4 separate regions of the Homo sapiens genome follow, and regions 1, 2 and 3 are each linked to region 4. The links are chromatin contacts, found by Hi-C or POLR2A ChIA-PET in ENCODE. All regions are on one chromosome and are shown on one strand. Each heading gives the region's core, a stretch centred on a gene start or an enhancer-like site at or near the end of the contact. The rest is flanking DNA. Distances are from core to core; before and after follow the strand shown.

Evidence for each region. A loop is a pair of places that touch in the nucleus more often than their neighbours do. ChIA-PET counts read pairs that join two places held with the same protein, here RNA polymerase II (POLR2A). Pooled maps may share reads with other maps.
Region 1: a loop to region 4 is called in a map of CD8-positive, alpha-beta T cell, with 7 times the contacts of the local background. The contact joins the promoter of GM2A here to the promoter of FBXO38-DT in region 4. A Hi-C loop is called at or near these places in 3 of 168 maps with a recorded cell type or tissue (CD4-positive, alpha-beta T cell, CD8-positive, alpha-beta T cell and naive thymus-derived CD4-positive, alpha-beta T cell) and 10 of 50 pooled maps.
Region 2: a loop to region 4 is called in a pooled map, with 24 times the contacts of the local background. The contact joins the promoter of RBM22 here to the promoter of FBXO38-DT in region 4. A Hi-C loop is called at or near these places in 8 of 50 pooled maps. POLR2A ChIA-PET finds 5 or more read pairs at or near these places in 2 of 52 experiments (T-cell and activated CD4-positive, alpha-beta T cell).
Region 3: a loop to region 4 is called in a map of naive thymus-derived CD4-positive, alpha-beta T cell, with 7 times the contacts of the local background. The contact joins the enhancer-like site here to the promoter of FBXO38-DT in region 4. A Hi-C loop is called at or near these places in 1 of 168 maps with a recorded cell type or tissue (naive thymus-derived CD4-positive, alpha-beta T cell) and 5 of 50 pooled maps. POLR2A ChIA-PET finds 5 or more read pairs at or near these places in 1 of 52 experiments (naive thymus-derived CD8-positive, alpha-beta T cell).

The regions. Positions count from the first base shown.
Region 1 is chr5:151,251,439-151,254,436 of GRCh38, forward strand. GM2A (ganglioside GM2 activator) reads left to right here and starts at 1,747. Exons shown (of 4, transcript NM_000405.5): 1 at 1,747-1,859. The coding sequence starts at 1,779. RefSeq lists a silencer at 1,358-1,707.
Region 2 is chr5:150,699,585-150,702,545 of GRCh38, forward strand. It overlaps RBM22 (RNA binding motif protein 22), which reads right to left and starts at 1,478. Exons shown (of 11, transcript NM_018047.3): 1 at 1,348-1,478; 2 at 860-913. The coding sequence starts at 1,401. RefSeq lists enhancers at 720-1,496, 1,497-2,273.
Region 3 is chr5:151,214,117-151,216,820 of GRCh38, forward strand. All of the region lies in intron 1 of CCDC69 (coiled-coil domain containing 69), which reads right to left. All of the region lies in intron 2 of LOC105378230 (a long non-coding RNA gene), which reads left to right. Among named protein-coding and RNA genes, the nearest start is that of CCDC69, 8.6 kb to the right of the region's middle. RefSeq lists enhancers at 372-421, 772-831. Within about 2 kb of position 1,280, at least 11 of the 41 ENCODE cell types and tissues checked have a DNase peak (open chromatin) inside an H3K27ac peak, as active enhancers do.
Region 4 is chr5:148,382,324-148,385,189 of GRCh38, forward strand. FBXO38-DT (FBXO38 divergent transcript) reads right to left here and starts at 1,527. Exons shown (of 5, transcript NR_105057.1): 1 at 1,176-1,527. FBXO38 (F-box protein 38) reads left to right here and starts at 1,635. Exons shown (of 22, transcript NM_205836.3): 1 at 1,635-1,716. RefSeq lists an enhancer at 1,412-1,611.

The DNA of each region.
Region 1 (2,998 bases), core at 497-2,996, 2.9 Mb after region 4:
GAAATCGAAATGTACTTTCAATTTCCCATCTGCTGCACAGAAAAGGTGGGGGGTTGTAAAGAGAGTAGCCTCTGGTCCTCTTGTTACTTAGGTGTGGAAAGTTAGGGTTTTCCTTTCGATTTAGTTCTAGGAAGTCAGCGTGAAATGGCCTTAGGTTCCCTGCCTGCAGACTCTATTCTCCTACCTCAGTTGGGCTAGGTGAAAGGGAAGAGTTGATCAGAATGGGAGGATCATTATGTAAAGTATGGAGCTTAGTTAATAATAGTGTACCAATGTCATGCCCTCAGATTTAAAAAAAATTTTTTAATTTTTTATTCTTTTGCCACCTCCTTGTCGCTGGCAGTGCCCCCCAGTTATGCACAAGCACAAGCTCTGGGTCTGCAGTCTGAACCCCCGGCCAGGCCACGGGTGTCTTATCAACAATAGAGGAAACGAACAGAACTTTGTAGTATTTTTGCAACTTTTCTGTAAACCAAAATAAAAAGTTTACTTTAAAAAAGATGATCAGGTGAGTTTTAAATTCTACACATGCATTCATGTACTCAACAGATTGTCTATTATGCATCAGGCACTGGGTATAAATGAGTGCCTGCATCATGATGCCACCCCTTGTGTAGTTTACAATCCTGTGGTAAATTGGCGGTATTGGTAACAACATCCCTGTTTTTTCTAAAAGCAAATCTCCAACTAGTATATTAACCTGACAAAATCTTGGCTGATGGGGTGTCTAAAAAGAAGTCTTGCTCTATTCCTTCCTAGCTGTGCGACCTTGGCAGAGCTAACCTCACTGTGTATCAGTTTCCTCAGTGCTAAAATTGGGGAAGAAAAAAAAAAAGCATTCCCTTGTGCGTCCTTAGCATGCTTTCAAGCAGTTACTAAATGTTAGTTTTTATAACGGTTATAATTATTAAAAAGATACGGATTCGTGAAGTCAAGAGATCAAGACCGTCCTGGACAACACGGTGAAACCCCGTTTCTACTAAAAACACAAAAATTAGCTGGGCGTGTGGCGCGTGCCTGTAGTCCCAGCTAGTCGAGAGGCTGAGGCGGAAGAATCGCTTGAACCTGGGAGGCAGAGGTTGCAGTGAGCCGAGATCGCGCCACTGCACTCCAGCTCGGGCGACAGAGCGAGAGTCCGTCTCAAAGCAAAAAAAAAAAAAAAAAAGACACACATATGGGGAAGCGTAACATGGCAGAGAGTCTGACATTTTTGTCCGGAAGGACTTGGGGATGAAAACACTGAATCCGCGGTTTCCCAAAGGTCCTTCCAAAGGTGACGGCCCCGGCACGAGTTCACAAACCACAGCTCCGCCCCATCCCCTGCCCGGCCCCGCCCTTCCCAGGAGCTCTGCTCCGCCCCGCCCCCGACTCCGCTCGGCCCCTCCTCGCGCCACGCCCCCGCCCCTCCCGCGCGCGCAGCTCCGCCCCGCCCTCGTGATCCCGCCCCAACCTCGTGCTAAGCTCCCTTCCGTTCCAGCCGCCTTCAGCCCCGCCGCGCTCAGTTCCGCCCCTTTCTCTTCCAACTCCGCCTACGCCCCAGAGAGGGAAGGCCTTGACACCTACGCTAGAGAGACAGGCTCCAATGAAAAGAGCGAGGGGGCGGAGCCGGGAGGAATCGGTCCAATTCTCGGCCGGGAAGTCTCTGGCCGGGACGGGGCAGGGCGAACCTGCCAGTGACTGGACTCAGCTTCTTTGCGTAACCAATACTGGAAGGCATTTAAAGGCACCTCTGCCGCCACAGACCTTGCAGTTAACTCCGCCCTGACCCACCCTTCCCGATGCAGTCCCTGATGCAGGCTCCCCTCCTGATCGCCCTGGGCTTGCTTCTCGCGGCCCCTGCGCAAGCCCACCTGAAAAAGGTGAGTGCACCCTCTTTTAAGAGTCTGTTTGCAGCCTCCTGGCCCAGCTACGGGTGTGCGGGTCTGGCTGAGATATGGGGGTGGCCACTCCGTTCTCTAGAATTGGTTCTCTGCACTAGAGCCTTCCAAAGTAACTAATTATGGGATTCTGGTCTGTACAATGAGGGTGGCCTCTAAAGACTTGTTCTGCTCCAGGCCCTTTTTGGAGAGATTAATCTCACGTCTGCACTCTCCTGCCCTCCCTCCAAGCGCCGGAGTGAAAATGCAGACAGCCTTAAAACTAAGGCATTGCCCCCAGAGATTCAGTCCTGTTAACCCTGCACCTTACTCCTGACCCCCACTCCTTATGTCCCCCATGATAAGGCCTGCTGCCTCATCTCTTCCCCTGCTCGAATGCCCTGAGGTCTTCCTGAGAGTTGGGAGGGTTTGAGAGCTTTTCCAGGCCAGAGGATCCAGATTTGCCCATCTGGTGACAAATACCCAGGCCTGTGACCCCGCTGCCCTTGGTTATGAGCCACTGAGACAACAGTCCCCGTACCCTCCAAGCTTCCTCCTTCACTTCTCATTGACACCGCTTCTTCCTTCACTTCTCATTCACACCGTGCTGCAGATCCCTGGGAAAGGGAAGTTCTGTAATCCCTTCACCTGAAAAAGCCTCGTTCCTGGCTTATTGCAGCTAGCCCAATGTCTTTCAGATTCAATCTATGTTGTTGCAAATGACAAGATGTTCCCCCTTTTAAAGGCTGAATAGTATTCTGTTGTGTATATATGCCACATTTTCTTTATGCATTCAATTTGATGGATAATTTCTTCATCAAGTGTCTGTTGATGGATAATTTCTTTATCCATCAAGTGTCTGTTGATGGACACTTAGGTTATTTCCATATCTTAGCTATTGTGAGTAATGCTGCAATGAATATGGGAGTGCAGATAGCCCTTCGAAATGTTGATTTCAGTTCCTTTGGATATATACCCAGAAGTGGGATAATGGCTCATATGGTAGTTCTGTTTTATTATCTCATTTATATGCGGATTCTAACCAAGTTGAACTTACAGAAGTTGAGAGTAGAGGTGGGGTCTCACTCTGTCACCCAGGCTGGAGTGCAGTGGGGCGATTGTAGCTCACTGCAGCCTTAAAC
Region 2 (2,961 bases), core at 228-2,727, 2.3 Mb after region 4:
GACTAGCCTGGGCAACATAGCGAGATGCTGTCTCTACAGAAAAAAGAAATAGAGTATATGCATCTAATGCTAGGTAAGTGAGTGTCTTTCCACAGCCACAACTCTTAGGTTCATTTTTGGCTCCCAAGTTCACTCCCAAGAACTAACATTCCTAATGCTTTCCACAATCCCTAAATCAGAGAGGATACAGCTGTGGCCCGCCCACTTTACAAAGTTTAGTCAAAAGGTAGCTACTGTAGACTTGTCCTGTGCCAATGCCCGGAATATAGTAAATGTTCTGTTTAAACAGAACTATTCAAACATCTTGAACCATTCAAACATCGTGAACATACTAACATATCAACACCTCTACGACTACACAATAATACAGCCCTAACCTTATTATTGTTAACTGGTTCTAATTTTACCCTAGTTTGTAACAAAGGGGGAATGCTTACTTTAAAGAGATAAAGTACACTGGCCAAAAGGCATTTGACCAGGATTCAGGAAACCTAGTTTCTAGTTCTGGTTCTCCTCCTATCATGCTGACATTCCTAGAGCCAGAATATGTGAACTTAAATCCCAGCTCCATTCCTTACTATTGTATGAAAAGACACAAACGCTCTCACCTTCTGGTCAACAGACCTATTTCCTAGGTAAATGCTCAACAAATACTAGCTATCGTTATTACCCCTACATTACAGGAGTGTTACCGGATTCGTAAGAGAATACACATGACAGTTCTTTGCAAGTCGTCCAGCACTTCGCGTTAGTAAAAGAGCATCATTTTTTCTGCTTGTCTAAGAGAAACACTTCACAGTGTGCAAGTACCACAACATCGACAGGACATGAATAACTCGTTTCACACGCGATCACTCACCATTCGGATATATGGGTTTTCTCCAAGACATGTCTGGCACAGAATGGGGAAGTCCTGGTGAAAATGGGAAATCTGGTTGAGGACCACCCTCCGAAGACCCTGACACCTCAGTGACACTTGGGGTGGCGAGGGGGCGGGAAGCGAGGGTGGGGAACTAGGCACGGCAGGAACCCGAAGTCCATCACGACCCGATCGCGGGAGGGGGCGCTGTCTGCACTTCCGGCAGGCGGCGGGAGAAAAGAAAACCAGCTCTAATAGGCTGGAGGGGGCAGGGATGGAAAGGGTGCTGGTCCCGGGACCCTGGCTAAGCCCCCTCCCTTCAAGCCCGCAGGAGGATCGCCCTCCGCCCTCCTGCTCCGGCCAAGCTAGGCCGCCGCGCTGGCTCCTCCCCGGTATTCCTTCGGCCGCGCCGCAGGCCCTGTCCTGCCAGCTTGCAAGGTGCGCGGCTTCGCCTCCTCCTTCCATCCTCCTCCGGCAGGCACACTCACCGCATCCTCCCAGTTCTGCCTGTTGTAGGTGTTGGAACCCAGAGAGGTCGCCATCTTGAGAGCGTCCGGAGGTAGCTGTAGCTTCCGAATTGGGAGAGAGGACCGCCACAATCCCGTCAAGCCCCGAGGCTAGCGCCGCGCCGGTCGGCGTCTTATTTACGCGTCTAGGGCTTCTTCCGGGGCGGGGCCTTTGCGTCATGACGTCGCCCGCTCTTGGAATTTCTAAGCTTAACAATTGGGGTCCTGGTATAATGCACCTGGATGCTTCCTTCGAGTTTTTGCCTGCTTGGAATGAAGGGCCACACGTACAGTTGATTCATTTAACAATTGGGCGAAAGAATAAAGGAAGACGTAATGCATCAGAGGCTGGGGTTAAAATAGCGTTCGCTACCACTGAGGCGCTTATTATGCCAAACTCTGGGCGAACGTCTTGCGGTTCCAGTGTCTTATTTATTCGCATAACCTCTCTGTAGGGCTCTCTGTAGGGCTGCCAGATTCTGATTCTGTCTCTCTCTCTCTCTCTCTCTCTCTCTCTCTCTCTCTGTCACTCACACACACACATGCACACACACACACGCACGAATTACAGAACGTCTAAAGTTGAATTTCAGATTAACGGCGAATCGCTTTTTAATTATAAATATATATGGTACCTACTCGTCCTAAAGTAGGATTCGTGGTTGACCTGAAATTCACATCACTTAACCAATCGTCCTGTATTTTATCTGGTAACTCTACCCTGTAGGCAAGTATGATGATCCCTCTTTTATAGAAAAGAAAACAGGTTTAGAGAGATTAACCTAATCTCTCCTGATATAGCTCCTGGTTGTGGAGCTAAAAAGTGGTGAAGCCACAAATTCATTAGTACTGTTTCATTTCCAGCTTCTGAAATGACAAGGGTCTTACGAATCAACATATGCATTATTTGATTTTTGGAATAACTCATAACCACTCTGCCAATATTTTATGAGTTTCAAGCCATTCTGGTACCACTTTCATACTTACCGTGTCATCAAGCTACCTAACACATTTATTTAAATCACCTCATTAAAAAAAAAAGTTGATTTAAAGTATAATTTACATAAAGTTTTATCCTTTTTAGTTTTGAATTTTGTACATACATTCACTTACAGTCAAATATGGAATTGTCTGTCATCCCCAAAGTTCCCTTGTTTCTGTAGTTAGTCCACTTATCCCATACTCAAACCATGGCAATCACTAATTTGTGTTCTGTCCCTAGTTTTGCCTTTTCCAGAATGTCACATAAGTGGAATCCTATATATCCTTTTGGATCTGATATTTTTTCACTTAGTATTTTGTAGTTGAGATTCATCCATATTATTACATGTATCAATAATTTCTTCCTTTGTATTACTGAGTAGAATTCCATTGTATGGATATATCATACAATTCACTTGCCAGTTGCTGGATATTTGGGTTGTTCCCAGATTTTAGTGAATATAAATAAAACCATTATAAACATTCACATACAGATCGTTGTATGGACATTGGTTTTCATTTTGCTTGTGTAAATGCCTTAGAGTGAGATTATTTGATCATATGGTAAGTATATCTTTTCCTTTATAAGAAAGTCCTTGGGTTTATCTGAGCTTC
Region 3 (2,704 bases), core at 30-2,529, 2.8 Mb after region 4:
CCTTTCCGTCCCCCTGATGCCAGGGTCAGCTTTATCTGAGTAGCTGAGCCTGTAGGGGAGAGGTGATTCTAAGTCTCAAGGGGCTCAGGTCACACCCTCCTCAATATCAGAGCTGCCTTTCCGGTGTCTGGCCCAGCACCACTAGTGCTGGGATCTAAGTAACCACAGTCAGAGCCTATTGGCCGAGGGTAGAGGCAGGAAGGAGGCGGGGAGTGTGGCCCAAGGGGCCCCACTCCAGGGCCTTCGGGGAGGAAGGGCGGGGCCTAAATGATCAGGGCTGTTGAGAAATGTTAGTGTTCACACCCGAATTACAGAAGCTCAGACAGAACACCATAAATACAGGCCTTAGCCTCCCCATCTCTAAGATGGGCAGAGATATTCTGCCAAAGTAATGCCTGAATTTGATGTCATTGAAACTCAAACACTGCCAGGGACATTAAAGATTTAATTCATCCCCTTCATATCATATAGTGTGTGGTCAACATTTCCTCACTGGCTGGAGGACAGTCCAATGTGATTGTACAACCAACTTAAAGTTAGAAGTGCCAGGCTGCACCACTCCGCTGCACCGGGGACACGGCCTATGCTCTGAACACCTGCAGGACCCCCAGAGCACACAAGTCAGGGGCGGATGTGGTCTCCACTGCTCCTATCTGACCAACTGATGAGGTGTCTCAGGGGAGCAAAGGACCACTTCCTTCTTAAATACCCCTGCACCTGGTGAGCCAGACCACAGCAGACAAGCATCAGAAGGGCCTTGAGTGCAAGGCCTCACTTCACAGACGATGACACTGAGGCCTAGAGAAAGCCTTTCTAATACACCTTATTTATTTTCTTCCTCCCTAGGGCTCCCGTTTTCTTGTCCCATATCAGCTTCCCAGGGTGTCTGCTAGTTCTGGTTGCCTCAGAGGGCCTGGAGCTGGCAAAAGCACTAGACATTATTTCTAGCATTTGGGTCAGCCTGGCAGGCAGGACCCTGAAGGAGCTGGACAGAAAATGGTGTCAGTAGCTGGATGGGGGTGGGGAAAGAGACAGGCTGAGGGCCCAGATACCTGTCTCCCAGTCCAATGGCAAACTGGAAGGCCAGAGCCAAGGTCCTAGCTTGCCATCTGAGGCTGAGCGCCTGGATACCTGTCTCACAGTCCAATGGCAAATTGAGAGTCCAGAGCCAAGGTCCTAGCTTGCCATCTGCTTGCTGTGTGACCTTGAGTGGACACTCTTCCTTTTCTGTGCTTCTGTACCCTCCTCTGCATGGCATGGAATTGTGCAATGGGATACGTAAGAGCCCTTCTGGTTTTGACATGCTGTGGATGGGGAAGAAGGGGCAGAGTGAGGTCATCTTGCTATCTCATCTTCTGTCGATCCTGTCCGGCTTGTTTGCTCTGGGCAGGGCAGAGGCAGTTTGACACACTCAGCTGTTAGCTCTGGTCATGGAGGGGGCTTCTCTGGAGAGCAGGAAAGGAGGGTCCCTTGCTCAGGAGGCCTGGGTGAGAACCTGGAGCCCTCCACACCATCCCCTGTTCTTCAGCAGACAGTGTAAGGGTGGTTGTAAAAGAGAGGGCGGGATTGCCTGAAAGCAGAGAATGACAGAGCTCAGCCATCTCCCAAGTTGCACGCAGCATGCTCCTAATTCTACAGTAGCACTGTGAACAGAAATAAGTACCCATTAGTGAGGACAAGGAGGATGCACAGGATGCTCAGGGCAGGACCATTTGCAGTAGGGAAATGCTGTAAACTGAGGACTGGCTGGATATACTCAGGGACATAATACTATGTCATTTCATTCATATGTTTAAGAGAGTGAAGTAGACCTTTATGTACAAAGATGGAAAGGCATTTGGTAAAATACCAATATCCAAACTAAACTATTTCTTTTCTGTCACCCAGGCTGGAGTGCAGTGGTGTATTCTTGGCTCACTGCAACGTCCACCTCCCAGGTTCAAGCAATTCTCCTGCCTCAGCCTCCCCAGTAACTGGGACTACAGGCATGTGCCACCATGCCCAGCTAATTTTTGTATTTTTAGTAGAGACAGGGTTTTACCATGTTGACCAAGCTGATCTTGAACTCCTGACCTCAGGTGATCTGCCCGCCTTAGCCTCCCAAAGTGCTGGGATTACAGGCGTGAGCCACCATGCCCGGCCAACTATTACTAATGATAAAAAAATGCATAGGAAAAAGTACCTAGAAAAGCACAAACTGATAACAGTTGTCATCTCCAGAGAATGGACTAAAATTACTGTGGTCAAGGAAGGGTAGCTTCCATTTTACATTTTACCTAAATTATTAGGATTTTTTTTTTTTTTTTTTTTTTTTGAGACTGAGTCTTGCTCTGTCACCTAGAGCGAGTGGTGTGCAGTGGTGCGATCTCGGCTCGCTGCAGCCTCTGCCTCCCAGGTTCCAGCGATTCTCCTGCCTCAGCCTCCTGGGTAGCTGAGATTACAGGCACGTGCCACACGCCCGGCTAATTTTTGTATTTTTAGTAGAGACGGGGTTTCACCATGTTGGTCAGGCTGGTCTCAAACTCCTGACCTCAGGTGATCCGCCCGCCTCAGTCTCCCAAAGTGCAGGGATTACAGGCGTGAGCCACCACGCCTGGCCAATTCTTAGGATTTTTAAAGCAACAACGCATTCAAGAATTACTTATATACAAAGAAATTAACAACAACAAGAAAAAGGTACCTCTCTTGGAACCTGAAAGCCTCC
Region 4 (2,866 bases), core at 277-2,776:
CATGATGGTGCCACTGTACAGGAGAAATACTAACTCAGGACCTTTTTAATGAAAACCTGTAACATCAAGGTACAAATAAATCCTAGAGATGAAGGGATACATATAACATGCTCTACCTGAAAATGTTAAAACTAGTTTTGATATCTTATTATATATAACACTCATAGCAGTGAGAAAATATCTTTAACATTTATTACAATGATTTGTGGTAGGAAATTTTCTAAACTTGAGGTAGGAAACCTTTCTTACTCATGAGTATTCATTTCAGGTCCCACTACAGTGCTTTTTACAAAAGGAGGAATGCTAATAAAATGAAAATCATATTCCATTGAATTAAAAATTCAGGCCAATTGTGCTGAAATAAATCTTACTGAATGCCTTCTAAATATGCCATGCCCTGCACTAGAAACTTTCGTAATTCCTATTTATTCTTCAGAATAACCTGGGAAACAGAAAAAGCTAAAGTCTGTTTCCTTTATTAAAGTTTGAATATGAAGAAACCGACAGAAGCAAATAGCATAAAAATTCATTTTTGTCTTCAATTACAGGAAGAATGTAACATGAAAGCTGAGATTACAATGAATAGTACATGAATATGATGAGGTTTTGTTTTGTTTGTCCTACCAGAGCTCCAAATAAAAACACAGATATATGGTTTGACATACGGAATGGGATAGCTAAAACTGTGACTGCCTAAGACAAGCTGAAACCTAAGGTGCCGAACCATATTGGGGAAAGAGGGGAAAAACCAGTAGGTCTGCTATCAATCAAGAAAAGAATAAGAAGAAATGGGATTCCCAAGCCTTCTTCAGCTTTTTCTTCTCCAGCAGAATAGCCTAGTCAATGCTACGTCTTGTCAAATTGTGTCTCACATGGCTTTAATGCACACTAACTTTCCTAAGAAGTATTTGTATCTATTTAAATCTAGGGATTTTAGCCCATATTAATTACATGTATATTAGGGCAAGAACACAGGATGTAAAAGGTAAAAATCTGAATTTCAGTCCATCTGCGAGACATTGTGAAAATCAATTACACTCTCTGAAGACAATTCCTTATCCATTAAACAACAGAAAAGGTGATTAAGTTGATCCTTGCCTACATGTCAGAGTCGTGTAGAGTTTTTAATGACACTCATGTGAAATTCCTTTGGACTGTAAAATACTATTACTTACGTGCAAAGATAATGTCCCGAAATCACAGAAGGGATGACTTAACATTAACATCTTTAACTGCGCCCCCGTCCTTCCTCTCAAAAAAAAAAAGTTCTCTATTTTTAGTTGAATGATTCTGGGAAAATCTCTATTGGAACCTATCGACTTCGCAAATGACAAAGGCGAGGTCCAGAGACTTATCCAAGACCCCAGAGTACCAGTGGAAATCAAGACCAAACCACACGGTGGAGACTGGTTCCGACGTATCAGACTCAGTGCTTCCGGCATGGCGCTTTAGTGTCAGGTGAAAGAACAGCAACCCGCCCCGCTTCTCCACCCCTGACAAGCCTTCCGAAATGCCACGCTGAACATGGCTGCCGCGCTTCGATGCTTCTTCACACACACAATATGGACACGGGTTTGAGGCTCCAGCCCCGGATGACAACACTCCGGAAATATGCGAGCGGCGGCGGAAGCGGAAGTGCCTCAGCGGTAGGGGCCGGGGAAGTGTCTGTAGCGTCCCTCCCTCTCAACCACAATAACAGGCGGAGGGTCGGCGTAGGTGAGGCGGCGGCTGAGTGGGCCTGGGGACCGGGAGCGGGGTGGCAAAGCCCGGAGTGCGTGCGGCAGGGCTGAGGTAGCTGGGTGGGGATTCTGGAACTTCCGACCGCTTAAGCTCGGCCTCTGGCCCCCTTGGGGCCTAGAGCTCCTTGAGAGATCAGGGGTTGAATTTGTAGTTCCTGGCCTTCTAGGCCGTGCTTGCGGGGGTTGCCTGCTTGTCTGAACCTGGCCCCAAAATCCAGCATAAAGAACTCTCTCTGGGCCCCAGTTTCCTCAATGAAATGGGTGAGGGTGTTGGACTGGACAGCTTCTGTGACTGTCTCCCACCCCGGGCGTCACGAATTTCATGATTTTAATGTTAAGTCGGTGTTTCGGCCAGTAAAGTGAAGGAGGTCTGTGTTCAGCGTAGTGAGGAGATGTCCCTGAGCAGGAAGCAGTGAACACATCTTTGGCTGCCACGCCTGAGTATCAGGAGCCCTGAATTCTAGTTTCACCCCTTCCACCTACACACCGTGTGACCTTGTCTAGGTCCATTAGCTTTTCTGTGCTGCAGTTTGCTTATCTGTGTTGGATGCCTTTGATGTCCGTGCCCTAGCTGTGGAAATCAGATTCTTAACTCCCTTTTCATGGAGTCTTTACAGACCTGAAAAGCATATTCTCCCTGCACTCTGCACACCCAGAATTTGACTAAGAGATGTCTACCGTGTTTCTTTGCAGACACCAAGCTGGCCAAGGGCAACTGGTCACTTAGGAAGGTTCCTGTGCAATGAGAAGCTCTGTCCAGAAAACTTTGTTTTATACACCTAAACCAGCAGTGTAAATCACTACAAAGTGAAAAACAGGAGACCTTGATTTTTGTTCCAAAGTTGCTATTAACTTGATGGTTTACTTTGGCCAAATCCCTTCCTCTCTCTGAACTTGAGATTTTTTTATCTGCTAAAGGAAGACGTTGGATTAGGTCACTGGTTTTTAATCCCCTTTCCCATTCCCCCAGCACAAGTGAAGGATAAAATAATAGTTCTATAAAGCCATGATTTTCCCAGGGAAGGAGGAGGTCCAGTCTGGAGGGTATGTATTACATAGGCATAGACTGAAAAAAATCCGCTTGTAATTTTTAACTTTCATTTTGAGAATTAACATTTTAGATTATC